Regions from separate parts of the Mus musculus genome. Here regions 2, 3, 4, 5, 6 and 7 are each linked to region 1. Evidence: chromatin loops called from intact Hi-C (ENCODE). Cell type or tissue: left cerebral cortex. All regions are shown on one strand. Links, peaks and the distances in the headings refer to the core of each region. The heading gives the core; the rest is flanking DNA.

The links. Hi-C counts contacts between places; a loop is a spot of excess contacts. Peaks named below come from ENCODE experiments on the same cell type or tissue, not always from the same donor. Only the 100,000 strongest peaks of a DNase experiment are listed, where the experiment ranks them.
Region 2: it touches region 1 in a loop (5-fold over the local background); 14 of 42 quality-filtered maps call a loop at or near these places.
Region 3: it touches region 1 in a loop (10-fold over the local background); 15 of 42 quality-filtered maps call a loop at or near these places.
Region 4: it touches region 1 in a loop (2.0-fold over the local background); 10 of 42 quality-filtered maps call a loop at or near these places.
Region 5: a loop joins it to region 1, with 4 times the contacts of the local background. A loop is called at or near these places in 10 of 42 quality-filtered maps.
Region 6: it touches region 1 in a loop (4-fold over the local background); 10 of 42 quality-filtered maps call a loop at or near these places.
Region 7: it touches region 1 in a loop (9-fold over the local background); 2 of 42 quality-filtered maps call a loop at or near these places.

The regions. Positions count from the first base shown.
Region 1 is chr9:59,484,122-59,488,511 of GRCm38, reverse strand. Arih1 (ariadne RBR E3 ubiquitin protein ligase 1) reads left to right here and starts at 2,138. Exons shown (of 14, transcript NM_019927.2): 1 at 2,138-2,533. The coding sequence starts at 2,165. In left cerebral cortex, for the core only: CTCF peaks have their summits at 1,599, 1,799 and 2,631; DNase peaks (open chromatin) are centred at 1,760, 2,323 and 2,637; H3K4me3 peaks cover 3,361 bases; H3K27ac peaks cover 2,240 bases.
Region 2 is chr9:59,350,373-59,354,762 of GRCm38, reverse strand. It overlaps Bbs4 (Bardet-Biedl syndrome 4 (human)), which reads left to right and starts at 1,255. Exons shown (of 16, transcript NM_175325.3): 1 at 1,255-1,353. The coding sequence starts at 1,330. In left cerebral cortex, for the core only: no CTCF peak of the experiment used is centred there; DNase peaks (open chromatin) are centred at 1,313, 1,837 and 1,858; H3K4me3 peaks cover 1,752 bases; H3K27ac peaks cover 930 bases.
Region 3 is chr9:59,288,836-59,293,225 of GRCm38, reverse strand. It overlaps Adpgk (ADP-dependent glucokinase), which reads right to left and starts at 1,654. Exons shown (of 7, transcript NM_028121.2): 1 at 1,360-1,654. The coding sequence starts at 1,592. In left cerebral cortex, for the core only: a CTCF peak has its summit at 1,821; a DNase peak (open chromatin) is centred at 1,722; H3K4me3 peaks cover 1,928 bases; H3K27ac peaks cover 1,445 bases.
Region 4 is chr9:59,574,749-59,579,138 of GRCm38, reverse strand. Celf6 (CUGBP, Elav-like family member 6) reads right to left here and starts at 802. Exons shown (of 12, transcript NM_175235.3): 1 at 500-802. The coding sequence starts at 761. In left cerebral cortex, for the core only: no CTCF peak of the experiment used is centred there; DNase peaks (open chromatin) are centred at 430, 1,083 and 1,754; H3K4me3 peaks cover 1,665 bases; H3K27ac peaks cover 1,189 bases.
Region 5 is chr9:59,535,924-59,540,313 of GRCm38, reverse strand. Hexa (hexosaminidase A) reads right to left here and starts at 774. Exons shown (of 14, transcript NM_010421.5): 1 at 338-774. The coding sequence starts at 590. It also overlaps a transcript of Tmem202 not described here. In left cerebral cortex, for the core only: a CTCF peak has its summit at 2,431; DNase peaks (open chromatin) are centred at 443, 655 and 2,404; H3K4me3 peaks cover 1,198 bases; H3K27ac peaks cover 1,016 bases.
Region 6 is chr9:59,563,791-59,568,180 of GRCm38, reverse strand. Hexa (hexosaminidase A) reads right to left here. Exons shown (of 14, transcript NM_010421.5): 13 at 4,194-4,298; 14 at 3,072-3,360. The coding sequence ends at 3,297. Among named protein-coding and RNA genes, the nearest start is that of Celf6, 12 kb to the left of the region's middle. In left cerebral cortex, for the core only: CTCF peaks have their summits at 878 (motif pointing left) and 2,352 (motif pointing right); DNase peaks (open chromatin) are centred at 865 and 2,363.
Region 7 is chr9:59,033,862-59,038,251 of GRCm38, reverse strand. It overlaps Neo1 (neogenin), which reads left to right and starts at 1,811. Exons shown (of 28, transcript NM_001042752.1): 1 at 1,811-2,286. The coding sequence starts at 2,124. In left cerebral cortex, for the core only: CTCF peaks have their summits at 2,441 and 2,641 (motif pointing right); DNase peaks (open chromatin) are centred at 1,017, 1,677 and 2,571; H3K4me3 peaks cover 3,507 bases; H3K27ac peaks cover 2,400 bases.

The DNA.
Region 1 (4,390 bases), core at 271-4,270:
TCCTTAACTTGCTTTTGTCTGTTATTTGAATAAATAACACAAGAATAAAACAGTGAATGAATACACAAATATTCCTGAATTATTTCCATAGATATACCACAACAGGATGGAGAAGAACAAAGGGTGTTTGTGTCTGTGGTTTGTCTCAGATGTGGCAATAAGTTATAATTGCTAAATAGAAACACAATGACTCAAGGGACCAAGATAACCCAGAACTGTTGTTAAGAGCTTTGATTTGAGCTAGGCATGGTGGTGCATGTCTCAAATCCTAGCATTTGGAGGCAGGGGCAGGAAGGTCAGGAGTTAAGGGTTATCCTGGGTACATGAGATCCTACTTAAAAAACAAACAAACAAACAAACAAACAAACCGAGAAAGGCTCAGCAGGTACAGACAAGCACTTTCCATGTAGCCTGATGACTCTAACCCAACTTCTGTAGTTTACACAGTGAAGTGTGGGCTAATTCCCATAAGTTATCTTCTGATCTACACTTGCCTTGCACTCAACCCAGTTTAAATATGTGTGTGTAAAGAAATAAATCGATCATTTGAAAACAAAATAGACATAGACATTATATAAGTATGTATCTATATATTTTCCACTTTTTCAAAGGCAATTTCTAAACAGAATCTATATCTTAAGTACTGTATCTATTAAGGGTTCAGCTTTAATAGATTTTCAGACTGGCCAATCCTTCAAGTTACTGGAAGAGGGAGGTCTCTTAAGCCTCTACTTCCTTCAAAACACTTTCCTGGCTCTGGTGTCCTATTTTCAAGGTATTAAGTCTAAAGCAAACAAAACAAGATAAACCCAGTCTTGGAAAGGCATTAAGTGCTTTGTCATGACCTCTAACTAATTTGCCCAATACTTCCCATTTACTGATTGAGTTTTAAACTTCAGCCTTGTAACTATTGTGAACCTTCTGTTTTGACCCAAGGCCATCTTCCTCTCCTCCTCTGTTGAAATAGCCATCCATCAACCCAGCTCACTTCTGCACTATTTCCAGATAAGCAGTCTCTCTTGGTCTTTGTAGATGTGGTTTGCCTGCACTGTTTCCTGGAATTATCACTGTAATTTACATAAAATGTAAGATTTATTATGTATCAGAAAACCTCTCTGCTCCATTGCTGGGGACTGAAATTGGGGCCTTTGTGCATGCTGGACAGGTGTATGCCACCACAAGGTATATACACTTTTATTTTTAGAGTCTCGGGTGCCTCCGCTATAATCTGGGTACTAGGACTCTGTGGTAATGAGCACTAATCTATGGAAGGCCCTTAGTGATTGAGGAATTGATGGCCTTAATTGAGGAACAGGACTGTCACATTGTTCCGGACCCTCAAGAAGTGCTTGTCAAGATGAGTTCAGGAACTGAGTCTTTACTATGACGTCACATCAGGGGGACCCAAGAACCGCTGTAGAGCCACGAGTGGACAGCAACACTCCAACTACCTGTCACCCAACTTGGAGGTTCCGCGTACTACTACCTTCCAGGCAGTAACTCGGGCAACCGGAATTTTAGCAGCACAGCTACCGGCTTCCCGGAACTAGCCAGGGCGTGTCAGATGTGCCTGTGAGGCCCGGAAGCGAGAAAGGTCCTCGGAGAAAACCTCCGCTTGGGCGCTCCCCAGACTCCTCCCCACGACCGGAAGGCCCCAGCCTCCTCACGTCAAGGAGCCACAGCTTCCCAGTGTCTCCGGGCCACCGCCGCGCCGCCGCGCTCCCGTCCTGCTCAGGCTCGGCCGTGGGGTCTCCCCAAATACTACGCAGGGGCCAAGGGGCGTGGCGCGGTGACGTGCAGCGGACCGACGCGATGACGTAGCGCGGCGCGGTGACGCACGCCCCTTTGTTGGCTCAGTAGCGGTAGCAGCGGCCGCGGAGGTGGCGCAGGGGACTGTTTTCCGTCCGAGCCCGGAGCGGAGCGGCGTCTGACTGAGGCCGGCAGCAAGCGGCCCCCGCGCTCCCTCCCGCCCTGCTCCGCGCCCTCCCCGCCGCCGCCACCGCCCGCCTCCAACCGCCGCACGCGGGGAGCAGCCGCGGCCCACGGGGCCGGAACCAGGCCTGCGTCCGGACGGCAGCCGGAGCCGGAGCGAGAGCCGGGGCCTCGGCGTCCCCGCCCTCTCCGCGCCGCGGCCAGCGTCTGCCGGGCCCGCGCGCGTCGCGCCATGGACTCGGACGAGGGCTACAACTACGAGTTCGACGAGGACGAGGAGTGCAGCGAGGAGGACAGCGGCGCCGAGGAGGAGGAGGACGACGACGAGGACGAGCCGGACGATGATAACCTGGATCTGGGCGAGGTGGAGCTGGTGGAGCCCGGGCTGGGCGTCGGCGGGGAGCGAGACGGACTGCTGTGCGGGGAGACTGGCGGTGGCGGCGGCAGCGCTCTGGGTCCGGGAGGCGGCGGCGGCGGTGGCGGTGGCGGCGGCGGCCCGGGACACGAGCAGGAGGAGGATTACCGCTACGAGGTGCTCACGGCCGAACAGATCCTGCAGCACATGGTGGAATGTATCCGGGAGGTCAACGAGGTCATCCAGGTGAGGGGCCCCGCCACGCCATCTGGCCCCGGAGCCGGCTTAGGGAGCGGACCCAAGGCGGCCTGTGCGGCGCCGAAGAGCAGGCCAGGGCCTGGCTCGTCACGGGCCTGTGTGCCCTGCCGGCCGGTCGGGAGGTGCGCTTGGGCGGTGCTTCCCGGAGTCCTGGCATGGCGGAGGCCTGGGGCTGCCTGAGCGGCTATGGCCGGCAGTTCCTGCATGACTACGGCCGGAGGATGGGATACCGGGGCGGGCTAGAGGCGGGTGAGGTGGTGAGTGTGAAAGAGGTGTCAGAAAGAACCCGGCCCTTTTCTCAAGGTTTATCCCTAGCCCTTGAGTCTTTTGAGCAGTTTCAGATGGGATTAGGGCAGGCCCTTCAGAGCAGCTTTAGTGTATGATTGCTCCAAGTGGGCACCGGCTAATAAAGAAATGGATCTCCTTGGCAGTCCTAAGTGGCTACTTAAAGGTGGGGGAAGGGAACTATTTCTCGGAAGAGGTGCTGATGGACCTTATTTTCTGATGGTGAGGCTTATGCCTACATTTTTGGGGGAGTGGGAGGAGTATGTTTTCTTTGGGACCTAACTGCTACTTCTTCCATTGGTAGCAAGTAACTTGATGGAAGCTGTTGGAATAGTTATTGCAGATCCCCTACCCACCCTTGCAGCTTCGGCAACAATAAAACACAGTGTTGTCTAATTGGACAAAACTCTATTGTGAATTAGAAAGTAGAGGCATTCCGGCTTCTGGACTCTATTCTCTGAAGGTTTCTGTTTCGTGCATAGAAGTTAAACTTGCTTCAGACCAGAAACTGCATCCTATTTAACGCTATATACATCCCGATTTTGTATTTTTGAGCTTTAGGAAATAAATTTACATTTGTTTGGGGGAAAAGTTGTTACAAATGGGATATGATTGGAAAGTAAAGATAACATAGGACCCGGTGGTGAAAGTCTGAAATTTCAGTTACTTAGAAGGTCGAGGCAGATGGATGGTGGCAAGTTCAAGGCCTACCTGGACTACAGAGTGAGCTCAAAGCTGTCCCGGGCAACTTGGTGAGATTCTCTCAAGATAGAGTAAAAAGAGGGCTGGAGATAATAACAGCTCAGTGGTAGAGCAAAAAGTTCGAGGCTCTAGGGTCAGCCTCGAAAAATGTTGGAAAAATGAAAAATCAGAGTGAAATCTTGATTCATTTTAACTTTTAGAAAATAGTAGCTACATGGAAGGAAACTACATATGAACAAGAAGTTACTCTTTTTTTTAAGCACATTGCTTCTTAACTTTAGAATGGACAGATTATCAGTGTTACTGCCTACTTGCTGACTTTCCATTATTAACATGTTTATGGTTTGATTCAGAAGGCACCGTTTTGCAGATTAAACCTTGTAGGCATTAAAGAATGTGTTTGGTGTAATGGAAAAATCTCATCTAGTGTTGTTGGTAGTGGAAACTCAATTTTCATTGTAGATGATGGTGCATTTTTCAATAAAAAAATAAATGGGAGGATTGTAGAAGTCAGTTAAGTTTCACTGCTCTAGTTTTTATATAATTAATTGAGATTTCTTTCTTTCATTTTTTTTTTTAAAGAAACAAAAAAATTGCATTAGCAAGGAATTTGGTTAAAACTTGAATTGCTTTTATTTACATGCAATTATATTAAATCATCAAACTTACCTAGCTTACTGGCATTAAAATTATGTTTTGAAATAAATCAAAGATATTCTCAAAAATAACTTTTTGACTTAAAAGTGTGTATTTTACTTTAGTTAAATCTCATCCAGTTTTGTCAGTTCTTAGATTTATCTCAGTTACCAGTCAGGTAGCTGTTATGCATGACATTATCCTTTCTTGTTTTAGATAAGA
Region 2 (4,390 bases), core at 290-4,289, 130 kb after region 1:
TGGCATCCATTTTATTTTATTTTAAACGTTTTGAGAAAAGGTCTTGTTACATAGTCCTGACTGTCCTTCCTGGAACTTTGTGTAGATCAGGCTGGTCTCAGACTCACAAAGATCCATTTGCCTCTGCCTTCCAAAGAGCAGGCATTGGCAGGCGGATTTCTGAGTTCGAGGCCAGCCTGGTCTACAGTGTGAGTTCCAGGACAGCCAGGGCTACACAGAGAAACCCAGTCTCGAAAACAAACAAACAAACAAACAAACAAACAAGTATGTCCATGTAGAGTAAAATTACAGTTCTAAACAGCCTACCTCTGCTCTTTGCTTGCCTGCTATACAGTTCTCTTCCCTAGAGAGAACCACTTTTAGTATTTAAATATCCTAGAAATATTTTCTTTCTTTTTTTTCTTTTTTGAGACAGGGTTTCTCTGTATAGCCTTGACTGTCCTGGAACTCACTTTGTAGACCAGGCTGGCCTCGAACTCAGAAATCCACCTGCCTCTGCCTCCCGAGTGCTGGGATTAAAGGCATGCACCATCACGCCCAAGTTGAAATATTTTCTAATAAAGAATTATGTACATAATATTCTTAGTTTTGCTTTCTTCTTATTAACATAGACACTGTATGCATTTCTTGCACATTGTCCTTATCTGATAATAGAATACCTTGGCAATTCTCTTACCATGTAAATAGTTGTCTCTTTTCAGATGCCACACAATATGAACTTATCATTTATTTGATTTCTACTGTTGGGTATTTAGGTTGTTTTTTTGGGTGTTGGTTATTCCAAACAATGATACATCGGATACCTCTGTATGTAAAGCCATGTCTTATGTCTATATGTATAGAATAAATTCCTATAATTGAAACAGTTGGGTTAAGGTTATAAGCATTTTTAATTTTGGTAGTTGTGGCTAAGCTGCTCTTATTGGAAGCTTGACCAATTTGTTTCCACTGGCGATGAAAGCATATTTTCCTCACAAAATGTCATTGAAAAACTTTGTTGCCAATGTAAGGCTTAGACCAAATCTCTTGGAAACATAAGTTATAAACTTCGTTGTCTACTATCTAACTGACACGCTCCACTCTAAATTCGTCCAGCCCGGTGCAGAGCTATCTAAGCTCTGGCTGCGAGTCCCCTCACCTATTCCTTCCGAGCTAAGCCATCCATCTGTGGCTGAGACCCTGGAACTCACTGACCTCACAGCCTGACCTTCCACTCACAACTCCTTAGGGGCTCAGGTTCCTCCTTCCTTCCCTGGCTTTGACTTCCTGCTCAGCTGGTCGCCCGGGAAACGGTCGGCTTCCGGTCGCGAAGCGGTGGGCGGAGCCAAGATGGCTGAAGTGAAGCTTGGGATGGTAAGCGGGGAGATTCTCGGAGGCTTAGCGGCGGCCTCAGGGCGGAGCGTCGTGGCGGGGCCGGGCCAGGCGGGGCCAGGCCGGGGCGGCCAGCGGGGCTGGGGTGGCGGGGCCGGGGCGTACGCCAAGTAGTCCCTCCGGGAGGCGGCGCGGTCCAGCTCCCCGCCTGGCTGGGCGTTTGGCGAATGCTGACCTGTGTGCAGCGCTTCGTCTGTTTTGGGATTGGGCAGAGAAGAGAGGTTTTTTGGAAATGGTGTTTTTCCTACTCTTAGGATTTGAGGGTGGGCGTGAGGTGGGGGTTACTGCACCTTCATTAGGCAGTTTTTGATATCCCATAGATTGGTAATTTAATTGGATGAAGCCTGGAACCATTCAGCGCCCCTGCCCTCTCACTGCGACTGGCTTGTTTTCCCAGCTGCGATTAGATTTCGGAAAAGCCCTGTTTCAGAACTCAGCTGGTTTAAATCGTTAGTTAATTCTACAACAGCCTCTGTGAATTCAGGCTGACCCAGAAGTAACTGGCTTTTTGCATCACTCATGACCTTGCTTGTTTGTGACAGTCTTGTATGTACATGGTATTTGCACCTGTAGTTCATGTTGGCTACGGATTAGCCACCTTTAATCCCCTGACTTCTGGGATTTACAGGAGTGCGTCATCACTCCTAGCTCCTTTTTTTTGGATTGACTTATAGTTGTATGTTTATGAGGTACAGTGTGATGATACGTCGGTACAAAGTGTACTGTGTGTGATGGTCAAGTCAGGGTCATTACCATTTCCATCTCAGCATATAAACTGTTGCAAACAGTAGCCCCCACATAAGCATTTGCTTCTGTCTGTTGGTATTTGGCTCCTGTTATTGAATATTATTGAATGTTTCTCTCCATCTTTTCCCTTTCCTAACTTTTGGTGACCTCTTGTTCTACTCTCTATTTCCATGAAATCAACTTTGTTTGTTCCTTTTTGTAAAGATAGGGTTTATTTGTGTATCCCCAACTGACCTAGAACTAGAGAGTAGACTAGGCTGCCTGGGATTAAAGGTGTGTGCTACCCCGTTGAGATCAGCTTTTTTAGTTTCCACATAGGAGTGAGAACATGCTTTGGCTTTCTCTGCCAGGCATATTTTACTTAGCATAATTTTTCCACAGTACTACAGATTACACCTTATTCTTTTTCATGTCTAAATAATACATGCATACTCCTGGAGTCTAGGAATCTCTTCACAAACCACACAAACACTGATCGCAGTCAGACAGGGATAGTTTATTGAGCAGATGCCCCAGGACTGGTCAACTAGGGCCATGGTCCAGATTCGGGAACTGAACCATGACCCCAAGTTAAGATCTTACAGGGTTTTTAAGCCCCAAATCCACAAACATCTGTGCCAAATTATTTCACCAATCAGGATTTAGGGATAGGATTTCCTTAGGAACATGTTTTGTTGTGCATTTACCCTGCTCCCATTGGTTGGGGTATTCAACTGTGGCAGGAAACCTGCCTTGTCTAATATTCATGTCCTAACTTCTCTACCAGGATGGGACTTGTCTAATATTCATGTCTTAACTTGCCAACCAGGATGTCAGTTACCTGTGTACATGTCTCTTTCTGCCAAGTAGGATGTCAGTTCCCAGGGAGGTTTTGGGAACATAAACTTTACTCGACCACTACTCAGAATGGAAGTTTTATTCCAAATAGTTTCTTATATTGGGGCGGGTATCTTTCTTATGTTGGGGTCCATCTCGGGGGCAGCTTATACCATAAAAACTTGAACACAGGTACAGGAAATACTGTTGGGTGGTTGGTTCAGATCCAAGCTTATTGTGGGTAACTATATAAAACAGTCCTATTGACTTTTTATTGTGACTGGTTTTCAAGGGCACAGAACATAACAGAATATGTAATCAATCTTGGCATCAGAAAGTTTCCTAGCAACAGCAGAGAGATAGGAGAGAGTTTCCTTATAATGGCAGGGTAGTCAAGTATCTGTTACCTAGGCCTTAACATATTACCTAGGCTTTAACAGTCCATCTAGACCTTAATATTTTACCTAGGCCTTAACACATACCACAGTTTATTTACCCATTTGTTATTTATCCATCCTTGGGCAACTCCATTGACTATGTACTTTGATACTGTGAAGAATGCTGCAGTAGATGAAGAACACAGTATCTCTTTGGTAGAATGAGTGTATTTTATTTTGGTATGTACTCAGTAGGAGGATAGCTGGATCATAGGATGTTTTGTTGATTTGAGATAGGGTCGTCTTATATAGCCTAGGCTAGGATCAGACTACAGTTCTCTTGCCTCAGTACCAAGGTGCTGGGATCATAGGTATATGCCATTGGGCAAGGACTGATTATTCTATTTTTAGCTTTTTGACAGTAGTTGATTTTTGAGGACTATGTTTGTAATTGTATTTAACTTCGGAGACATCCCTAATAAAAACATGAAGCCTTGTCCTTTACTTTTTACTTTTTTTTACTTTTTACTGTTGGGTTTCAAACCCTGTCCTGAACTAATGAATGATTTTAGTGGTTTTTTTTTTTATATTGTCTTTTGAAAAACACCATGGAAAACAGACAAATTAGTTGCTTCTGGTTGACAGTCTTATAATGCAGTGTTGTCTCTTGTAGGGGTCTCTTTTGTTTGCCATTTTATTTGCAGAGTGATACCAGCAGAATACTCAGTACAGAGAAGAAATCTCAGTGCATAAGCTAAAAGATAAATAATAATCTGCTTAATGTTCTAGGTTTACGATACTGGCACCATTATTGTGGGATATCCACCAGAGAAGACTGATCAGTCTCGGATTTAAGGCAATAGAAAGTCTATTAGTTGGTTGGCAGGTGACTATACTGGGTGCTCAGGATCCCAGTGTAGCCCTGAGTCCTTCTCAGGATGAGGTTTTAAGCACAAAAACCATATTTTGAGTTGACATACTTCAGTTAACAAAAACAGTTAGCCAGAAGCAGAACTACAGAAGCCGGAAAAAAAGGTTAGCACATTTAGAGACTTTTCTAGAATTATGGACTTTGGATT
Region 3 (4,390 bases), core at 289-4,288, 200 kb after region 1:
TGGTGTCCATATAAGAGAAAAAGACATCACTCTGGAGAACTATACAGTAAAAGGCATGTGAGAGCACGAGAAGCTGACTGGCTCCAAGGTAGGAAGAAAGAAGAAAGGCACCCCCAGCATCAGCTTCCTTAGAAATCACCCTGGCACCTTGATCTGGAACTATCGGTCTCCAGTCACAGAAAGTTTATGTTGTTCTAAGCAACTAGTGTGAGTTATTCTGTTGTAGCTGCTCAAGCTGCTTCCAAAAAAATGCAGCACAGACCTGACTTCTTCCATACATATGCCCTCAGAGCCCAGCACACACCTGACATAGCTCCAAGAAAGATGATCAAGAACCTGATAAAGCCAGGTCTTTAAGCCCAGCACCAGGGAGGCAGAAGCAGCTGGTCCTTAGAGTTCGAGGTCAGCCTGGTCTACAGAGTGAGTTCCAGGAGAGCCTGGACTACACAGAGAAGCCCTGTCTTAAAGAAGAATAATTTAAAAATAAAACTAAACTAAAAAGACAAGAGAAAGAAAGAAAAAGGAAGCAAACAGATCAGATAATGATCTATGTTCTAATGATCTACTTACGTTCCAGACCAGCCAAGGAGGCTGTAGTTCAAAAAGGAACAACAGAAGCAACATTTAAAAAAAAAAAAAAAAAACCAACTCTAACCTAAAGAAAAACATACTAAAAAACTCGCTGATGCATAGTGCCCTTGACAAGACAAGAAAGCCAAGCCTAACTGGAAGAGGGACTAAGGTTAGTGTAAAAAAAATTGGATACATTTCTGTGAGTTTCACAAAGAAAGGAGATACTGTGATTTGAGAGAACCTTAAAAATATGAACTATCACTTAGTATGGGGAAGAAGGTAGTTTCGAGAAGGGCGTGCTAAACGCGAAAGGCGCAGAGTTCTGGTAAGGAATCCTTAACAAAAAATGTTGAATATGAAAATGAGCAGTCTTAGTAGAGTGGTCTTCAGACCGGATGACGTAAAGTCAACAGCTAGAGACAGAAGCATTTAGCTTTAAGTACGTTAGGAAGAGTGCTAAAAAAATAGGAAAACCATCGTGGCCACCTGAGAACAGTCGGCAAAAAAGGGCTGGAAGACAGACAACAGAGTAACCTCAAAAATTACAAGTGACAGGCTGAGTTGAATTTCTAAGAAGCTATGAGAGCTGCTTTTACAGGGAGCAGGGCCAACCGGGTGGAAATATGCTGACTATCCCTGCAGCGATGACGGAAAAAGGCTCGTCTCACGCGTCCGACACTTTCGCCCAGAGGGCAACCCAGACACCACCGAGTCCCGGGCGGACCCCGGAGCGCGCGCACTTCCCGGGGAGGCCCAGAGCCGCAGGCAGGCCCCGCAGGCACTCACCCCACAGCCACGCGGCGCCAGCGCCGGGCGGGCTGCGCGATGAGGGCGTCCCAAGCGGCTGCCAGCCGGCTCTCCGGGGACAGAGGTCCCACGGGCACTGGCGCGGGTCCCAGCCTCAGGGAGCTCCAGAGCGAGCGCAGCGCCGTGCCCGGCAGCTCCGGCTCCAGCAGGAACACGCAGCCCACGGCCAGCGCCAGGAAGCCGGCGCACGCAGAGCCGCGCCACAGCGCCATGTGCACACACCGCCGCACCGGTGGCTACAGGATCCTTTCTCGGCTCGCGCCTCCTCCCAGCTGGGCGCGTGCTGACGTAGACGTGCGTAACGTCACACCCGCGCGCCACAGGCTCTTCCTCCCGATGGGCGGAGCTACGACGGAACTGCAGCCCCAGTTATGGGTGGAGCTATGGGTGGGCTGGAGGCGGGACGACGACAGGGCTGGCGTTGGGGGTTCGCTCTGTTTAAGTCTTGGCGCTGGCGCTGGGCGACGCTGTTGTGCGATTCTGTCCTTGGATGAACAAAGGCAGTAGTGTGGTTCCCAATCCGTACACGTCTTCCCGATATTCACTGATAGCCTGAGATAGAGTGTGTGTGTGTCCGGGGTGGGGGCGAGAGAATACTTTTACTTCCCTAGTAAGATAAGACATGCAGATAACGAAGAAGCAGCAAACCTCGCGATTAGAGTAGTCGGTCTCCCATTGACAACGAGCCACGCTGTTGTCTCTTAATCCGTCCCTCCGCCAGTGTTTGACCTCCATGGTTTTACTAGGCCGGTTCCTTTCTAAGTCTGGTGCAGTGGCGAGGCGGAGGGTGCACGACGATGGGAAGGGCTTCCCGCGAGAGGAATCTGCTCAGACCCTAGTGGTGCTGGGCACGGGGAGTCCACCTCTTGAGATTTTCAGCTAGTCAAAGGCTTCCGCTAAGACTGAAGCGATCTTGTTCAATCTAGAGATCAGATTTAACACTCAGACCCCTTAGATAACCCTTTCGGAGGTGGTGTTCCTTTGAACAACCCCAGAGTAAGCCGCAAAGGGATACAATCATGTGTACAGTATGGAAGGACTATAGACTCGAGTTTTTAAATCCTGGTTTAGTTGTTCCGGGTGATACTACAGAAATCCAGCCCTTCCTCCTTTGATGTGACGGTTCTATGTGAGAGGGTAGGTTAAGAGGCAGGAAAGCTAGGCTTGATGTCCAGTTCATTCTCAGCCTCATCTAGCCTGGCCTATTTCTATTTTGCTAGTTCTGCTAGCTCCTGACCAATTTTCTACTCTGTCTATAATTTTTGAACTTGTTAATAGAAATGTGTTTCCCTGGCTTTGATCTTGGACGTTATCTCCCACCCCCACCCCCAGTATCCAAAGTGTTTCTGTTATGGCTCTCAGCTGTTAACTGGCCAGAGACTGGTTACTAGCCCAGACTAGCCTCAAGTTCACTGCGTTGTCAAGGGTGACTTTGAACTTTTTTTAAAAAGATTTATTAATTTATTATATGTAAGTACACTGTAGCTGTCCCCAGACACTTTTTTCTTCTCGCTCAGACCCCCGGAGCAGTCAGCGTTCTTAACCGCTGAGCTATCTCTCCAGCCCCAACTTTGAACTTCTGATCCTCTTCCCTCTAGCTCCTGGAATTACAAATGTGTATCTCTGTGTCTGGTGCTCAGGGAGGAAGGGAAGGTCTTATACCTTCTAGACAGACACTTTACAGAGTGTCTGTAAACAGAAGCATTTTTTGCCTCTGTTTACTGAGAACCAGTACCAGGTGTCTGTGATTAATTGATTTGGGAGGTGGACTGGCAAAGTCACATGTGTTTGAAGGTTGGCTAAAGCCCATTAAATATAAATTCCCAAGATCAGTTTTGGGAGGAGCGGAGGCAGCTGAACTATAAGAACACACTCATCTGGGAAGATGAGGGGACGACTCCCCATCAGTGTGGAGATCCCTTGCAAAGCTGTTGCTGAGTCTTTCCAGGCTTGCAAAACCTTTTGTTGTTTAGTCTTAGAGGCTAACTAGCAAGAGCTGGAGCAAGTTAAATCTAAGTTTATTTCTCATGTAAAAGTACAGCTGTGGTGTGGGTGACTCTGTGGCCTGTGCTAGCAAGCTGGATCTCGTCGGGTAGTTTTGGGGGGATGATCTGGGCCTCTTCCTCATTGGGTCAGTCAATGTGAGTTTGTATTGGGGAAGATAAGGAGATGAGAGATGACTCCAATTCCAGCTGCAAATTAAGAAATCCAGAGCTCCCGGAGGGGAACGAGAGACAGCAGCAACACCTCACAGAGCCTGGTGAGACTTCTGACCCCATACACAGTCCCAGCAGTCTTGATGTCCTCTCCCAGTTTATCAGGGCGCAGGGAACTACAGTCCTTCTTGAACTGATTCCTTAATGAACAGCAGTCATTTCAGATTATCTGTTTGGCATCTGGAATGTTTTACTAGCCAGTTGCTTTTCTAGGGGACAATTATGCAGAGCAGTCCTGAGTAAGCAGACAAGGCTTCATTGCCTGAGTGAAACAAAAAAAGAAAGGAAGAAAGAGAGAGAGAGAGAGAGAGAGAGAACAAGGGAGTGAGCAGCAGGAGCCTCATGACTACCCCTCCCCCAACCCAAATTACTTCCAGACATGGCCTTTGCTATTGGTTTTCTCTCCTAGGACCTTAAAATGAGAGAGCGAAAAAGCAATTTCATTCCAGAGAATTCAGAGAGCAGCACAGGCCCCAGGTGTTCCACCCAAGACCCTGACCCAGAAGGCTATAAAAGCACATCTAGGATTTAAACAGGAAATAGCAGAGCCCATCAGAACACCAATCCACATCACCCCACTCCCACCCCCATGATCTGAAAGGTTTTGAGGGGCAAGTTTGCTTCTACTTTGGAGCAAAAGGCCCCTGTGTTGGCTGGGTTAACCTTTTCCACAGCTCAGGGTCTCTGAGGTCTCGTCCAAGCAGCTTTCTAGATACTGCCCTCTAATCAGGTGTTTGCTGATGCCAGGAGCCCTGCCAGCCAAGATAAGAACAGAACTTTAAAGGTCAAAAAAA
Region 4 (4,390 bases), core at 246-4,245, 91 kb before region 1:
TTTGTTGTTGGAGGCCAGGAGGAGTGCAAATCCAAGATGTGTGTGCGGTGAGGCCTGAATAGGGTGGCACCAGAGAGAGAAAGTGCTCAGGAAAACCATGGGTCCAGGGGTCAGGAGATCGGGGGCTCCAGAGCTGGAAGGTAGAATAAGTTTCCAAATTCCAGGGTTTGGGGTGTCTGGTGGAAGGGATGGTGGAGAGATTAAGCAGGGAGGTGGGGATGACTGGGATGTGAGAAGTGACAAGGGATTTGGAGGTTAGAGTGAAGAACGTGTTAGGGAACCAGAGTGAAGTCAGAAGGATGCCACAGAGACAATTCTGGCTCTGGGGCTCTGTGGCCTGGGGAGGGAACAGAACTGAGGTGGGGCAGGTCCTGAACTGGAGTCGGGAAAGGTTCTAGTAGGGCTGGGGTTGGGCCTGCGTTTGGGGCCGGAGTTGGGTTGGGCTGCGCTCTAATTGGATTGGGGCTGGGCTGGGCTGGGCTGGGCTGACCCCGCGCACCTTTGTGGAGGCCGGTGAGCCGGTCCTTCAGCACCGTCAGCTCGTAGATGCGGCCGAACTCCTCGAACAGCGGCTTGAGGTCCTGCTCGTCCAAGCCCCGCGGGATCTGCCCCACGAAGAGCTTGATGGCGTCGTGGTCCTTCATGGGCACCGCGGGACCTGGGTTCAGCCCGCTCATGCCGCCGCCGCTGTCCGCGGTGCTGAAAGCCAAGCGCGGGCTGGGGCCGGCGGGCGGCGCAGACCCTCCAGGCGCCGCGGCCATGTCCCCGCCCCGTCCGCCCTCCCGAGCGTCCCGCCTGTCCCGCCGTCCCTTCCCTGGACTGCTGGCGAGGGCCTGGGGGAGGGGGCGGGGCCCGCCTACGAGGACGGGGGGCTGCCCAGGGGGCGGGGCCCAGCCGAGAGCGAGGGGCGGGGCGGACTGAAAATGGGCGTGGTCGAGGGCGGGGCGCCTGAGTCCGGCTGGAGTCCCCCTCAGAGCTCTCCCTGGCGCGCCAAGCCCAGCCCCGAGCCCCAGCCCCCGAGCTTAGTGACGTCAGACAGCTAGCAGGGAGCGTCTACGCAAGTGATTTGCATAATGAGATAGCGGTGGCCAATCAGAGAAGGAGTTGGCTGAGCTGGAGCGCGGGGCGAGAAGGGCGGCTGGGCTCACGCGCTCCAGCTCTCCATGGCAACCGGACCCTCAGCTGCCCTGTGTGTGGAGGGTGTGCGGGCGTGGCAGTGGATGGGAAGTAGCTTCGTCATGCGTGGCGCTGTCTGCTGGAGTCGGAGATGATCTCTCCCTACACACCTCCAACAGCCGGACCGTTTTCTGTGGGTCAGATAGGGTTTCCACCTCTCTATCCCTACTACCGAAGCCAGTCTTGCGGAGCGCATCCTTCTAGGCTCCATCGCACACCTCTCCTATATCTTCAACCTCTCTTTGCTCCTGAGACTCAAACACACTCTCGTCTCTTGTATTCTAAAATAAGCCCCAAGCACTGATTTCTTCCTCAGGAGAGCGAAAGAACTTATATTATCATATTTACTCAGAGCTTCTGCCTGGTTCCTCCCTATTCTGTGACTCAGGAGTGTTATCTTCTTTTCCTGAAAAGGATGCTGTGGGTCAAAGAAGTTAGGGCGTAAGGCAAAAGAAGAAACGGAAATTGATACATCGCGTGTGTTAATATCTTAAAAGCTATCGGACAAATCACAGCGCTTGAGTGTTTACCTCCCCATTCCCTCTTTCACAAGCGCACATTCATAAAGATGAAGGATTGGCGACATGGCTAAGCATATAAAGGCTCTTAATAAACAAGCTCGATGACCTGAGTTGGATACCCAGAACCTGCGTGGAAAAGCCAGGAGCAGAGCTTCGCATCTGTAATCCTAGTACTTCCGTGGCAACAAGAGGAAAAAAAAAAACAGGAGAGTCACAAGGGCCAGCTAGCAGAGGGACAGAAACAAGAGGGAGCCTCAACAATTTGGAATGAAAAAGCCACTCCTGATCTCAACAAGCTTGCCATGACTCATGTTTCTGCCCCTACTCATACAAATACACACATGCATACACATCACACACACACATCACATATGCATCACACACACCCCACACACAAATCACACCATACACACATACACACATCACAGAAACAAATTTATATTTTTTATTATTTTGTGTTTAAGTTTTGCCTGCATGCATGAATATATATGTATGTGCAGCACATGTATGCCTAGTGCCACTGGGGCCAGAAGACAGTGTCAGAGCCCCTAGAACTGGAGTTATGGAATTTAGGGGTTTTGTAAGCCTCCCTGTGGGTGCTGGGAATCAAACCCACGTCTTTTGCTGCTCTTAACTGCTGGGCTGGCCACTAACTAATTATGAGTTGAATAGGACCTTGAACTGCTGCTCTTTCTGCTTCCACTTCCGAGTTCTGAGGTCATGGGTGTGCACTCTCATGGTCATTTATGCATACCATCTTTAGTAGTTCGTTTGGGGGTACATCTACTTTTCAAATTGTGTTCTTACTGGTGGAGCAGCTTTTATTCTTTTCTTTGACAGGCTCTTGGGATATAGCCCAGGCTACCTTCAAACTCTGGGTTCTTTCTTGCTCCAGTTTCCCCAGTGCTAGGAGTGCAGGTGTGTGCTACCGTGCTCAGCCCTGAACTGATCCTTGCTAGGTAAGTTCTCTTCCGCTGAGGTGTTCCTCCAAGCACCATAGTTACATTTAAAGCAGGTAACTTTAAAAGTGGGCATAACTGGGTCTTTTAAAATTAAAAGTAGTTTTGTTTATTCTGTGACAAGTTGGAAATTAAATATCCTCAATGCTCCACTCTGTTATCTTTTGATACACTGTTGCTGTGGATGCTCAGCTTTGTTATCTTTTGCTACATTGCTATCTACTTTCCCCCCGGGTGTATATAAACTCCAGAGTCAGCTTGCCAATTCTCCTTGCACTACTTTGCTTTCTGTTGCCACAATGAGCACCATGATCACAAATAACTTCTGAAGAAAAAGGTTTATTTCAAGGTATAACTCCTAGGTCACAATCCATCCATCACTGAAGAAAGTAGGACCAGGAACCCTGGGAGAATGCCATTTGCTGGCTTGCTTCCTCTGCTTGCTTAAAAGCATATTATGCAGCCCACGCCCACCTGCCTAGGGATGGTGCCTCCTACAATGGGCTGAACCCTCCCACTTGGCAAACATGGCCACAGACCAACAGAAGAAATTAGTTTGGAGTTTCCTCTTCCCAGGTGTCTCTAGTTTGTGTTAAGCTGACAATCACTAAAAGCATAAAATAGCTTCCTGGAACTTTGATTGGATTTGCATTGATGTAGATCACATTGGGAGAAAAAAAAAGATACAAAACAAAACTGATGTTGTGGCCCTTAGAGGAGATGGCTCAGTGTATCCATAAAGGCACTTGCTACCAAGCATGATGGCCTGAATTTAATCTCACATGGTAGTGTGAGAGAACCAACTCCTACAAGTTGTCTTCTGACCTCCACACACGTACTGTGGCACACACACACACACACACACACACACACACACGTGTATACACACTAATTGTTTAAAAATGTTATTGTAACAATATTGACACTTCCTATTCACAAACAAGAGAAATCACCATCTATTTGTTTCCTTTTTCATTTCTTCATTCAAGAGTGGTGGGTAAATCTTTTCTTTCTTAAATATGCCATGCTATTCTTGTCCCTGTTCCTTTGTAGGTGGGTGGGATATTTCTGCTGGTTGTCTTCTGACCCCAATTCTCTATGTCTTTGGCTTTCTATGGTTTAAATATTATATGCTTAGATGAGGGTTATAATCTAGTGCTTAAGCCATTGGGCCCTCATCGAGACTCCTGGATTTTTGATTTGTTGTCTGTTGATAATAATTTTGGGGAAATTCTTTGACATTATTCCCTCATTAATATTCTCTTTATTTGCCTGGGTACTTCTGATTATGTGATAGGCATTGTGTTGAAAAATATTTTTAGAAATAATTGTAGGTTGAAGAGGGTAGTATTTTCTTCTTCCAGAACAAACTTGTTCTAAGGCATCCGGAATCTCGATCAGTTTGAGATAATCAAACTAATTTTAGTGATTAGGATGACTCAAAGCTGAGCTGTAGCCTCTGGAGCAATTGATCTGTTTCCAACTTCCTCTTCAGTTGAGACCTCTGAGTGAAAGTTTTTTTAGGGTACATTCATGTGTGTTGTGCAATCATGTGTGTACACCCCTGTATGTTCATGGAGAGGCCAAAAGAAGTTATCATGTGACCTGTTCTATCCTTAGAGACAAATCTCTCATTGATTCTGGACATCCACTGGGAGCAAGCAAACCCAGTGATTCCCTTGTCTCTGAATCCGCCACAGTACTAAGATTATAGCTGTGCGTACAGCCATAGTT
Region 5 (4,390 bases), core at 193-4,192, 52 kb before region 1:
TGATTGAACTGTGGCCCTACAGTAGGCATTTCTTAAGAAAGAAAGAAAGAAAGAAAGAAAGAAAGAAAGAAAGAAAGAAAACCTAAATGCAGTTCTCAAAAGGAGGATTAGGGATAAACTGAGACCCCAAGAAGTCACATCAATGAAGGGGTGCTCGGGATAGGGGCTGGGCTGGGGAGGCCAGCTAGCTGGATAGAGAAAGCAAGGGGAGAAACGCGTGGGAGGTGACTGACTGGGCTGTGCAGAGGCCAACGGGAGGGTGTCTGGGAGCCGGGCCGGGGCTGACCCACGCACGGAAGGCGGCTCCTTCGGAGGGAAGAACCGGGCAGTGACTCACTTGAGAAGCTGGGTCGGGGCCAAGAGCCGGAACCGAAGAGCAGGTTACGGTAGCGTCGAAAGGCCTCGTCGAGGACGACGCAGCCCGCCTGCGCGGCCGAACTGACATGGTACCGGAACTGGAAGTTGTTGGGGTACAGGGTGTAGCGCCGGTGGTAGGTTTGGATGTACTGGGGCCACGGCCACAGTGCCGTGGCCAAGCAAGCCAACGCCGCCGCCAGCAGCAGCGAAACCCAGAGCCTGCAGCCGGCCATGGCCCACCGGCCAGCTCCCCTTCCAGCAGGCTGAGCCCACGTGAGCCCCGGTCAGCTGAGCGGCGCCCGCGTGACAATCGGAGGGTCACGTGAACGGGAGGGAAGCAAGGCGGGCTCGATCTCAGAGATCCGTAAGCAAAGGATTCTGCAGCTCCCGACCGGGTGGGCGGTGAAGGATCGATCCCCGCCCTGGCCAAGCCTCTGTAACCCAAACCCAAGGGATGGGCTGGGAGGGACAGGCACCGCCCCAGGGCATGGAGAACTAGCCCGGAGGATACGGGAAGAAGGAAAATGAGAATCCAATTTGCAGTGTCAACTGTGTGAAAGCGCACTTGAGCAGTCTTTAAGTAATCAGCCCCAGGGGTCTCAACATGGAGCAATTGAAAGACGTCCCAAAGTGTTGAAAAATTGTTTGTGGTGATTCCTAGTTGTGATACCAGAATTAGTGAGGGAAAGGCAGGAGGATTCCTGTAAGTCTATGGCCAGTGCGGGCTATCTAGTGAGTGCCAGAACCCGGTGTGTTAGCAAAAGCCTGTAACCCGAGTGTTCAGTAGGTCAAGCCAGAAAGACTGCTGTTGTAAGTGCAGAAGCCATGTTTACTTCTATAACTGAGAAGAATTTATGAAAATTTCTCTTAGCTAGAGGTGAAGCTCAGTGCTAGATAACTTTATTAGCATGATTGAGAACGCAGGTTCAATCTTCAACCCTGAAGTGAGCAGGAGGAACAGTGGAAGAAAAGAGAGAGAACTTCCACTTTGCTCATTAATTGTGCTAGACTTGGTATCCCAGAACATGGCAATTTCCATAACCATAGTCTTAAGGCTTGCAGTGATCTTTTTTTTTTCTTTTTTTTTAAAGATTTATTTATTTATTATATGTAAGTACACTGTAGCTGTCTTCAGACACTCCAGAAGAGGGCGTTACGGATGGTTGTGAGCCACCATGTGGTTGCTGGGATTTGAACTCCGGACCTTCGGAAGAGCAGTCGGGTGCTCTTACCCACTGAGCCATCTCACCAGCCCTTGCAGTCATCTTTTAAAAACAAAGCTTTAGGAGTCTCATGAAGCCCAGGCTGGCTGCTGTACAGCTGAGGATGACCTTGAACTTCAAACTCTCTAGCGTCCATCTCCTGGGTGCTAGGTTTACAGGTAGATTATGCCTAGTACACCTGATACACAGTCATGGGGTCTGAAACCAGGGCTCGTGCATGATAGGAAGACAAATGCTCTACTGTCTGTACTACAACCTAAGCACACCCCCAGCCTCTGGACTCTGTGTTTGGGGCAGCATGTTAAGTGTGTGGAAGTACATGTGTGTATGCTAACATGTGGGCATACGTGTTGCTTGTGTGCGATGTTGTGTGTCCTTCCTCCTTAGTCATGTTGAACTGAACTACCTTCTTGATTCCCGCAGATCACGGCTCTGCCAGCCATGGTGGTTGCAGAGACCCGAGTACCAGAGGATTTCACCAAGTACACTGTGATTATAGAATAGATGATGAACTGGTGACTCAATCCATTCTTGGGGTGATAAGGCTCAGGAAGGCTAGCATCCTGGCTGATACCCTCCAAGGAAGCCTCGTCATCCTGCATGTATGCTGTGAGGATAAGGGCTGTGTGAGGCATCGGTTTGTCTCCATTGCTTTTACAGGGTTCGTTTTTTGGTCCCTTTGCTTGTCCATGTCCCCATCAGACCACATGGTGAATGAGACCATTGTAGCCTTACTGCCTAAGCCAGGACTCTGCAGGCAGGAAGTGTTCAGCTGTGTTTGTCCAGTGCGTGCATGAAGGAAGCACTTGTGTTAGATTTTGCAAGCCCAGCCTGACTCAGTGTGTAGGGAAGAGACCAGCCTGTGGAGGGAGGCAACGGTCAAGGAGAAACAATGATGTGCTCACTCAAGGATCCAAGGTCCCAGAAGAGCCTGGCACAGAGCAGACATTTCATGAGTGGATGTTGGATGACTAATATGGGCGAACCAAAGTGGAGATCTGTGGAAGAGTATGGGAGGCACTAATGAACTGCTGTATCTGGCTAGGAAAAAAAATTCATGCATGAGGAAGGATGAGGCTGGATCATGAACTAAGACTGAAGTAAAAAATTACTGAGTCACTCACTCTATACTAGATATGTGTCTTTCTTGTCTTGCTGTTGTGATAAATCATCTGGCACGAGCCATTTAGGAGGCAGGCTGTGGTGGCCCACACCTTTAAACCCAGCACTCAGGAAGCAAGCAGAAGCAGGCAGATCTCTTGACTTTGAGGCCAACCTGGTCTGCAGAGTGAGCGTCAGGACAATCAAGACTACACTGAGAAACCCTGTCTCAAACTAACAGACAAACACACAAAAAACAAACAACAACAGCAGCAGCAGCAACTTAGGTAGTAAGGGTTTGTTTTGGCCAACAGTTTGAGGTATTGTCCATCATACAGGGGAAAGCATGCAGCAGGAGCGAGAGGTGGCTGACGTGGCCAGTCACACTGAGTCCAGCATCAGGAAGGTGAAGGCAGTGTGTACTGACGCCCAGCTGGCTTTCTCCTCTGTTCGTTCAGTCTAGAACCCCAAGCCAGTGAGAGGTGCTACCTACATTGTGGGTGGGTATGGTGATATGAATGGGAACGGCCCCCATAGGCTCATATGTTTGACTGCTTGGTCACTAGAGAGTGGATCTGTGTCAAAGGATTACAAGACTTTGGAGGTGTGGCCTTGCTGGAGGAAGTGTGCCATTGGGGGTGGGCTTTGAGGTTTCAAAAACCATGAGTGACAGGTCCATTCTCTCTTCTCTCCCTCCCCCCGCCTCTTCCCTCACCCTCCTCTCCTCTTCTCTCCCCTCTCTCTCCCCTCCTCCTCTCTCTCCTCTCTGCCAGCTGCCCAAGGATCAGGATGTAGGTCTCAGTTACTGCTCTAGCACCAAGTGTGCCACCATGCTCCCTGCCACCATGCTCCCTGCCATAATGATAATGAATTAAACCTTTGAAGCTGTAAACAAGTCCCCATCTTACAAATACTTTCCTTTATAAGTGTTGCTGAGGTCATGGTGTCTCTTCATAACAATAGAACAAAGATGCACCTCGTGGGCAGACCTGGAATTATGTCTTCTAAGTGATTCTAAATTTAACAAAGTTTACAATCAAAATTAATCATGAGGCTGGAAGTGGTTCAGGATTTTGTTTTGTTTTGTTTTGTTTTTGAGACAAGGTTTATTTATGTAGCTCTGGCTATCCTGAAACTAGCTCTGTTGACCAGTCTGGCCTTGAACTCACAGAAATTCACCTACCTCTGTCTCCCAAGTGCTGGGATCAAAGGTGTGCATCATCCCCCACCCTGTGGTTCAGGACTTTAATGTCAGCACTGGGGAAGGCAAAGGCAGGTGAATCTCTGTGAACTGGAAACCAGCCTGGTCTATATAGTGAGTTCTAGGACAGCCAGAGTTATATAGTGAGACCCTAGTTAAAAACAAACAAACAAAAAAACCAAACAAATAACAAAGCTATGACAGTACCTTATTTTTTTCTCATAAATGTTGAAATTCCATGCTATCTCTGTTTTACTCTGAGAATTACAATAACTTGACTAAGCCTTGGTAGACTTGAGTGAGGTCAGAAGAGGAATGGGAAGGCAAGAAAAGATCTTTGCAAGATCTGGTTTTATTTTTCATGTAGCAAAGGCTAGCCTCAAACTCGTGGCTAAGGGTGACCTGGCACTTCAGCTCCTCCTTTCTCTGTCTCCTGAGTGTTCAGGATTCCAGGTTTGTACCACCAAACCCTGTGTATTTGCTTCTAGGGATCAAATGTAGGGCTTCA
Region 6 (4,390 bases), core at 145-4,144, 80 kb before region 1:
TTTAAAGTTTATGGCATTGTGTGTTGTACACATGTATGTGCATGCATGCATGCTCATGATCCACAGAACTTATAAGAAGTCAAGGAACAACTTGGGCTCAGCACCTTTACCTGGTGAGCCATCTCAACAGTCCTGTGTTTCTTCTTCTTAAAGCTATCTATCCTGGGCTGCGGATGTAGCTTGGTGGCAGAGCACTTAATAGGCATAAACTCTTGGGTTCAACTGGTTACCATGAATGGAAGCAAATAATTGTTGAGATATTATAATCCTGTGTTAATAGCAGTATAGAAAAGGATGCTAATTTTCAACCTTTTAGAGTTTATTAGTAAAGGAAAACAATTTTACTTAACAAAGCTCCTAATTCTTATTTTCAGAGTAGAACAAACAAACACACACTCATCATGCCAGGTCATCAGACCCTGAATCTAGATTATGGGTCAGGTTAACCTCACAAGGTACTGATAAGAATTACGTGGACAGACCTCATCGGTGTTAGGGATATTAGATGGGGACTCACATGTCTCATATGAACATAGAACACATTATCCTTACCTTCCCAGTTATTGACCTTCCTCACTTCAATGGTCCCGAAGTTCCCCGACACCACCACAGCATTCTTAGTGCCGTAGTGGCACCTGGACCCCTAAGCCCTGATGTGTTATCCCTACAACCATCCATTGATGTGCACTTGAAGTCATCGGGGACACCAGTTAATCATAGTCTTGGAAGGTGTACTGCTGGCCACTCAGCATCCGCTCATGTCAAGGAAAGGGGGGCCACACACGCTCTGCTTCCTTTTAATTCCTATGGGTCCTGCACTTCCTCCTATTCAGAGGAGCGCCAGGGGCAAAATGGGTACTTCTCTGCCCCCTGGTGGTGCATCGAGAACCCTAGCAAGCCTGATTCTGTGCACTGTACACATTGGGTGCCTGGCTGTGAACCTTGTTCCTGGCCTATGGGCAGTTTGAGATCTGACAGTCTTCAGGTTAATGACCTCATGGTCACAGAACACAAACATCGGTGGGTGGCTGGAGAAAAGCACTTGCTGTCTTGTCTTGACCAGGTTACTACCATTTTTAAAAAAAAAAAATGGTAATAACATTACAGAAAATGTTTCGGGGCTGGGGATTTGGCTCAGTGGTAGAGCACTTGCCTAACAAGCTCAAGGCCCTGGGTTCGGGTCCTCAGCTCTGGAAAAAAAAAAAAAAGAAAGAAAATGTTTCGTTGAGTATAGTCACAGAAACTTAGTTCTAAGACCTATTTTTGTGGCTTCTTCCCTCACTGACTCAGATCAGTGCTTGCTCTTTTCCTGAACATTGGGAACGCCCAAGATGTCCTGGGAGAGGTCAGGGGCATTTAAAGTCTATCGACAATGTTTCTGTTATAGTTGTCAGGTGAAGAGTCTGGGGGCTGGCAGACTAACAGGGCTCAGTCAAACAGCAGTAAATCACAGATTTATTCAGTGTGCAACAAAGAGGCCTCAGCTGTCCTTCCAGCATGGCACATGGAGGGCTCCCAGTTTGGGGTGAATTGTCTCAAGAAACCGATACCTGGCTAGGGGTGGGTGGGATGGGTGAGGCACACATTTAATCACAGCATTCAGGAGACAGAGACAGATTTCTATGAGGTCCAAGCCAGCCAAGGCTACATGCTGAGACTTTTGACTTAGAAAAGCAAAAAAAAAAAAAAAAAAAAAAAAAAAAAAAAAAAAGATGTGTGTGTGTGTGTGTGTGTGTAGTGGGGTGGGGCGTAGAGGTGGCTCCAGGTTAAGAAAACTCCTGTCCTCAAAGAAGACTCGCATAGTTGCTATAGTTGATTCATAATTGTCCATCACTCCAGTTCCAGAACACAGGATTCAGATATACATGTGAGCAAAACACTCAGACACATAAAGTCTAAAGTATGGAAAGGGGGGATACTCAGAGAGGGTGTCAAGTATCTATATAACTTTCATTCCTGCCAGTATTGGTCCATTTCTGCAGAGTCCTCACTAGCAAGCACCCTCAGGCTTCTGAATAACAGATGAAAGAATTCTTTTGATGTAGAGGTAAAGGCTTAGATTATGGTTCCAGGCTAGAACTCGGGCTTGGCTAGGTGGGACTTAAATTCCTTAAGAATTTTGCTCTAGCAGAAGGTAGTCACTCTATTCCTGTAGAAATGGCACGACAGAGGCAAATCATAATGGCCAATCCGGTCCCCAAAGAACCTGCCTGAGGGACTGAAGAGTAGCAGTTAAGGACCAAGATATCTGGCCCTGCCTTTCAAAAGCTTCAGTACCCAGAATGCTGTAAGCTGATACCTGGAACCTCTTCCTTGCCTCTGCAGACCAGGCTAAGGGACCTGCAACCAGCAGGGGGCAGGCTGCATCCACAGCTTGACAGTTCTCTAAGACAGTTCATCTTAGAGGATACCAGGTCACACCCTCATCCGGGGCTCAGTCCCCAGGGCTTCACTTTCCAAATCAGCTGTGTCATTCACAAGATGCTATGGGCTGACAACCGGGAGGGAGGAGTGGGAAACCGGCTGCACTACTTTGGATTTGTCCAGACCCCTCAGAAACAGGTCCTTCAAATTCAACACCTTGCTGTGACTGCTGGTGTGTGGTAATCTCAGAATTTGGGAGGCAGAAGGCTCAGAAATTTCAAGGCCAATATATACATCAAGTTCAAGGCTAGCCTGGCTCACATGAAATTCTTGCCTCATGTGATAAAATCAAAAGACTTTATCCCGGTGCCTGAACCACAGTATCTGCTCAACAGTACACAAATAGCGGGGTCAAGGAAATTTAAGAACCCAGGAGGAGAGTGGAGCAGAGGCTCAAGGGAAGTGACCACTGGGACCAGGCTGAGTCTGGAGCTCCCCTAAGCTCCCACAGCATCTTCTTCCACAGACAGAAGCCTTGGAAGGGACACAAAATGAAGTGTCCTTTCTGAGGACAGACATGTGGGAGAACTGGTGAAGCACTCACTGCCTTTAACCTGTACAATCCAGGAGAGGGTCCTGAGTGTAACCGGTGGTGACCTGAGGGCCATTCATTCGTTTTTTCTTTTTACACAAGCAACCCAAACTCATTAGAGAAAATGCCACATAGATCTTTATTGAACACCAGTGCCAGCACCAGCCTCCTTCTCTGTAGTCACAGGGGCACACGGGCAAGGGGTGCTCTCCCCTGGCCGGGAGGCAGTGAAAGATTAGCCCTGCCCCGGGACCTGCTCTCTTAAGGCCAGCACCCTCCTGGGTGCTCAGCGCAGCTGACTCAAAGGACAGCAACCTCCTGGGTGTTCAGCACTGGTGGCTCAAGTCTGCTCAAACTCCTGCTCACAGTAGCCTACACTGATGGGCTGGGCCTGGATTCCTCTCCTGGAAGAGAACATAAAGAAATGGAAGATGAATTATTTGGCCTTGGACCATGGCAACACCATCTCCACAATAACCAAGAGCCTCCTTCCCATTTCAGTGAATCTCAAAATATTACTGTACCCAAGTTACTTGGAGACCTCCCTCCAAGATTCTCAATGAGGGCACTCTTTCTATCGTGCAGGTCTCTACTCCCCCACCAGAATTCAGTTACTTTGGAAAAGAGGACAGAGCCTGAGGGATGTCTGATGCTCTTGGCCCACTCAGATGTCCACTCCTGCTTCTAATATTCAATAAGCACAGCAGTGGAAAGGACTGAGCTGGGGATTAAACCCTGTCCTCGAGCTAAGGCTCAGAAGCCCTAAGAACTGACCTTTAGGGAACCGCTAAGCACACCTCCATTATCACAACAACAACAACAACAACAACAACAACAACAACAACAACAACACAAACCAACCCAACATGCTTGGAGATAAACAAAATGCCACTTCAATTACCCAGTGTCTTAGAGCTCACGACAGAGGGCTCTCAGCCATGTCTGCTCTGCACTAGGCTATGTTTCTATCAAATGACTGCTTACACAAGCCACAGTCAAGGGAGTACAGGTATTCATGAGTCAGTCAAAGCTTACAGGTTCAAATCCTGCTTCCTGCCGATTTTTAATAAAGTACTCAGGGGCTGTATACTCCTAAAATGGAGACAAAATGTTCCCACCTATGGGCTGTGATACAAATTCTACAGGATGGAGTATTCTTAGACAGTACCTAGCACAAAAACTTCTAAAGTTTTGGCTCTTACTCCTTTCTTCTTAGATCTGCCCAGAGCCCGCTTACCTCACCAGCTCACAACGGAAATGCGACAAACGTTTAAAGGCAAAGTCTATATTAGTTGTCAGGTTACTGCTCCACAGTCTCTCAGCGACGGCACCCGCTCTGGGCCTACAGGAGGGAGGAGACAGAAGATTGCGCCCTGTGTGTCTTCCTTCCCAAACTAGCTCAGCCGTAAATGATGCCTTGTTCAAAGTTGACAA
Region 7 (4,390 bases), core at 248-4,247, 450 kb after region 1:
ATGAAAATTTCGATTTAATCACAAGTCAGAAATATATGATTTAGTCATTCTATTTTACAGAAAGTGCTTTAAACTTTTTAATATAAGCTCAATATATACAGTAGGCTGATAAATTAATGAGATGGTTCACAGAAGTCATACATGAAAACCAGTGTGCTATTTTATTAGCTATAACTCTTATTTTTTTCAAGATTGGAGATAAATGTAAGCTTCATTTTGTAAGTCACATTATACATAATTTTAATATAATGAAAAAGTCCCTCTGTCTTAGATAGTCCAAAATTAACATTTGCAAGGCAATTTATAGTTTCCAAAGAGCTTCTCTCATCAATTATCTCAGAAAACTGAATAACGATGTGATTATTAAAGGTTAATTAAGCAAATACTTGTGAAGTAATTGGGAGGTAATCTATTTCTAATTTAACAGGTCATCAGGGGTATTTAGGAAATATTTTTTCTGGTTAATAACTCTAACCAAAACAAGATATTTAAATGGTTTCCCTAGTGGAAAACAATAAGCGAGTGTTTGCTCTTTTAAACCAATTGTTTCAAAGAGCCAGGGGAAGGGAGGGCTCCTAATTTCACTGTTTTAATGAGGTTTCTGAGCTCTTCATTCCCCACGTCAATCCATGCCTTATTTTGGAACTTTGGAATAAAATAAGATAAAATAGCAAGTGACTAGAGAAGGCATGGTGTGTGTTAGAAAAAGAAATGTCTTTTTTTGCTGGACACATCTTGGATATTGACTATACGCAGAAGGGCAAATAAAAATCCAACTCCTATCAACAACCCAACATGACTAAGTGAAGAACCAGGGTAGAACAGTATGGGCACTCTCGCCAGCAGACTACAGACTGTTTTCTCCTAACTTTGGGTAGCTCGATCCTCAGTAGTACCAGGAGGTTGAAAAACCAATTCCCGCGTGCTCCGCGTTTACTGTCGAGAGACACTTTGGATCTCAAGTACAAAACTGCAAAGTGACCATCCAGGGCCTAGGTAAAAGGCTGCAGTGACTGCAGAGAATTAGCCCCGGGGAGATTGAGTCACGGGGTTGGGTCCTGGCCTGGGCACGCGATGGAGTGGACTCCCCGCACCTTTGTCTGAGCCGGAGCCGAGTGTCTCAGTGGGGACGCGGGGCACCACGGTCCCGGCGGGTCGGGTACCGCCCGAGAGGAAGCCAGAGGTCGGCGCAGTGCGATCGGCCCCCTCCCACGGGAACCGCGCCAGGTCCCCAGCAAGAGCCGGGCGGCCTGCTATTGTTTTTGGCGAGCACATAAATCCGTGCGCCGACCCTCTGCGAACCCAGGTTTCCTCCCGGAGGCCATTCGGTTTCCTCTGAGGCCCTATATAGAGGCCCGGGGCAGAGAGGTGCGCGCAGGCTCGCGGCCTCCGTGAGCAGCTCCGGAGTCCGTGCGGCTCTGCCTCAGGTCTCCGTAGCCTTTGAAGCGGTCCGCGGAGGTGAGGGGAAATCTCTCCCGCGGGTTAGGAGCGGGAGGCGGGAGGCGAAGGAGGCGGATCGCTTCTCCGGGGTTTCCCTGACGCCAGCAGCAGCAGCAGAGCCCGGCGCGCGCGCCCCGCGCCCGTGCCCGTCTCCCGAGAGCCAGAGGGGGGAGGGGAGCGGGCCCGCCGCCTGCCCCTGCGCCAGCTCGGCTCCACCGCCGCGGCTGCCCGCGAAGCGACCGCCGGGATTGGAGCCCGGCAGGCCGCGGGGCGCGAAGAGGGTGCTCGTGGGGAGGGAGGCGCGCGTGCGCGGCTGTGAGCGTGCGCGGCACGGCGCGCTCCGGCGCCCGCCCCCCACCCCGCGGTCTCCGCCCCCCTCGCTCTACCGTGAGGAGCCCGAGTCGGCGGCGGGTGGCGGCGCCTGGAACCTGGAGAGACCGAGCCACCCCCCGGCTCTCGGCCGGAATGTACTGATTCTCCTCTGCTCTCCTCCCCGCCCCGCTGCAGGAGGGAGGCGCCCGGAGTCTTTCCCCCTGGGCGCGCGAGGGGGCCGCGCGGGCCGGGCCGGGCCGGGCTGGAGCCGAGCCCTGCGGCGCAGAGACCGGCTGAGGCGCGCTGAGGGAAGGGCGCGAGCGCTCCGCGGCGCTATCGCCGCCGCCGCCGCCGCCACTCGTGGGGTAGAGATGGCGGCGGAGCGCGAAGCCGGGCGACTCCTCTGCACCTCCTCCTCCCGGCGCTGCTGTCCGCCACCGCCGCTGCTGCTGTTGCTGCCGCTGCTGCTGCTGCTCGGACGCCCGGCGTCCGGCGCCGCGGCCACGAAGAGCGGCTCCCCGCCGCAGTCCGCAGGTAAGTCGGGCCGGGCCCGGGACGCCGTGGGGGCTGGGGCGCGGCACCGGCTCCCGTGGCCGCTGCGGTGGGTTTTTGTTGTTGTTTAGGATCCAGAGGGGAACGTGCGGGAACTTTTCCTCCTCGGCTCCCGTTGCTGGAGAGAAAAGGGTCTCGCGTGGTGGAAAGCGGAGCAGGCAGGAGGGGTTCCTACCGGGGGAGGGGCGCCTCCGGGATCCGGGCCGGAGCTCTGGGGTCCAGTTCTGCGCTTTGTACCGGGAGGCAGGTTCACCCCTCGCCTCTTTCCCCTCCCCCAGGCTCATCCCACTTGTAAGAGTGGGACATTCTTGTGCTCACACAAGCACCAGTAGAGGCCACTACACACCTCATTAGATAAACAATCGTACAGCCAATTCATTAATTTTCAGGAAGGGATGGAGGAGGGGGCTTGAATTCATTCTCTTCACCCTCCATCCCCCTCGGCCATGGGTTGCCCAGCTTCTGAAGTCCAGGGAAGCGCTGTCGGATCTCGAGGGACTCTTCGCTCAGTGATTGGAGCCTGGGTCTTCAGGAGAGGGGGTGCTAAGGGGCATACTAGCCCCTTCATGATCAGATCAGTGGTGTTGACTTAGCCTTGTGGACGCCTTGGAGAGCGGCTCCAAGTGATTCTGTGAAGTAGTGCCTCTTTACTAGGGATTTAACTATATTTCTATGTAACCCACTCTCAACTTCTGAAAAATTTCAGACATCGGATTTTTAAGGATTTGTCTAATTGTCTCTATGTGACTATATATGTATATGTGTGTGTATACACACACACACACACACATACACATATATACACATATATGTGTATATATATTCAGCATCTTTTTTTTTTCTGTGTGTTTCATGCATTCCTGGAGTCACCAGCATTCTTACATATTTAAGGGTGCCAATTGACACATCGCCAAGCCTCTGATAGTTGAGCAGGGTTCACTCGGCTCTTGAAGAGCAAATTGACATGTGCTTTGCTAACCTCGTTTACCTAAGGTGGTGTGCCATATAACTTGAAGAAACTTTCACTCACTTTGTGGAGATTTAGATTTTTAATACGAAGGTCACCTGATCAGACACAATGGCAACTTGTAATTGCTAAACCAAAAACGTGTTTCCCTCTGATTGTTATGAAATCATTAAAATCACTTCGAAATGTGATTTGCTGATAAAGTTTGTTATTTTGCATTTTGTGTGTATGTGTATAGAGCTCACAACTTGCCAGTGTTAACAGTTTTAAACCCACACTAGTATATATTATTTAAGCTGCTAAACAGGAGTGTTAATGTTAAGTTAGGATCACTGATGTGATAGGCATTTGCACATTTATCTTGTACAAAGTTTGGGGCACAGTTTTCAGACCTTCAGTGTAAGTACCTGAATAGTTTCTTTTCATGGGAATGGGAAAGAGAAATGTATAAATTTTGGAAAACAAGTTCCTCTTTTTTTTTTAAATTTCTTATGAAAATTTATATACAGCTGATTGTATGTGTATTTGAGGTCATAGCTGGAGTTTGTGTTTAAAGTTTTGGCAGAGACTTTTTAAAGTTAACAAAAGCTTAAACAATGCTAGAATTTAGAAATTTGTTTTACATTTTATTATTCTGTCTGTCTGTCTGTCTGTCATGCGTGTGTGTTTGTGCCTGTGCCATGGCATGCTGTGTGCTAGTCAGAGGACATCTTCGGAGGAGTCACTACTCTTTCCAGCATGCAGGTCCTGGGGAGTGAACTCAGCTCCTCAGGCTTGGAGGCCCATTAAAGCAGTCACTTAGAAAGGGATCTTAACGTCTGCTTTAGCATGAATTCAATCAGTGAGGTTTTATTTTGCAATGATGAGATGGGAGACATTTGCTCTCTGCCTTTATGGAGTTGGCAGTCCAGCATGTAGGTAGGGACCATAGCTGCTCAGCTAGAATTACATAGTTAAGTGATTGTGATAAGCACTGCAAAATAGAGTAGGTTTTGAGGAAGTGTGAGCTGGCGTGATTTACCTAGTCAGTGCCAGAGTTCTCGATCTGAGATGGTGATGGGTGGAGGTTAGTTAGAAGGCTCACAGTTAATTAGTAGTGGATAGAGTCTAGAGCACAGG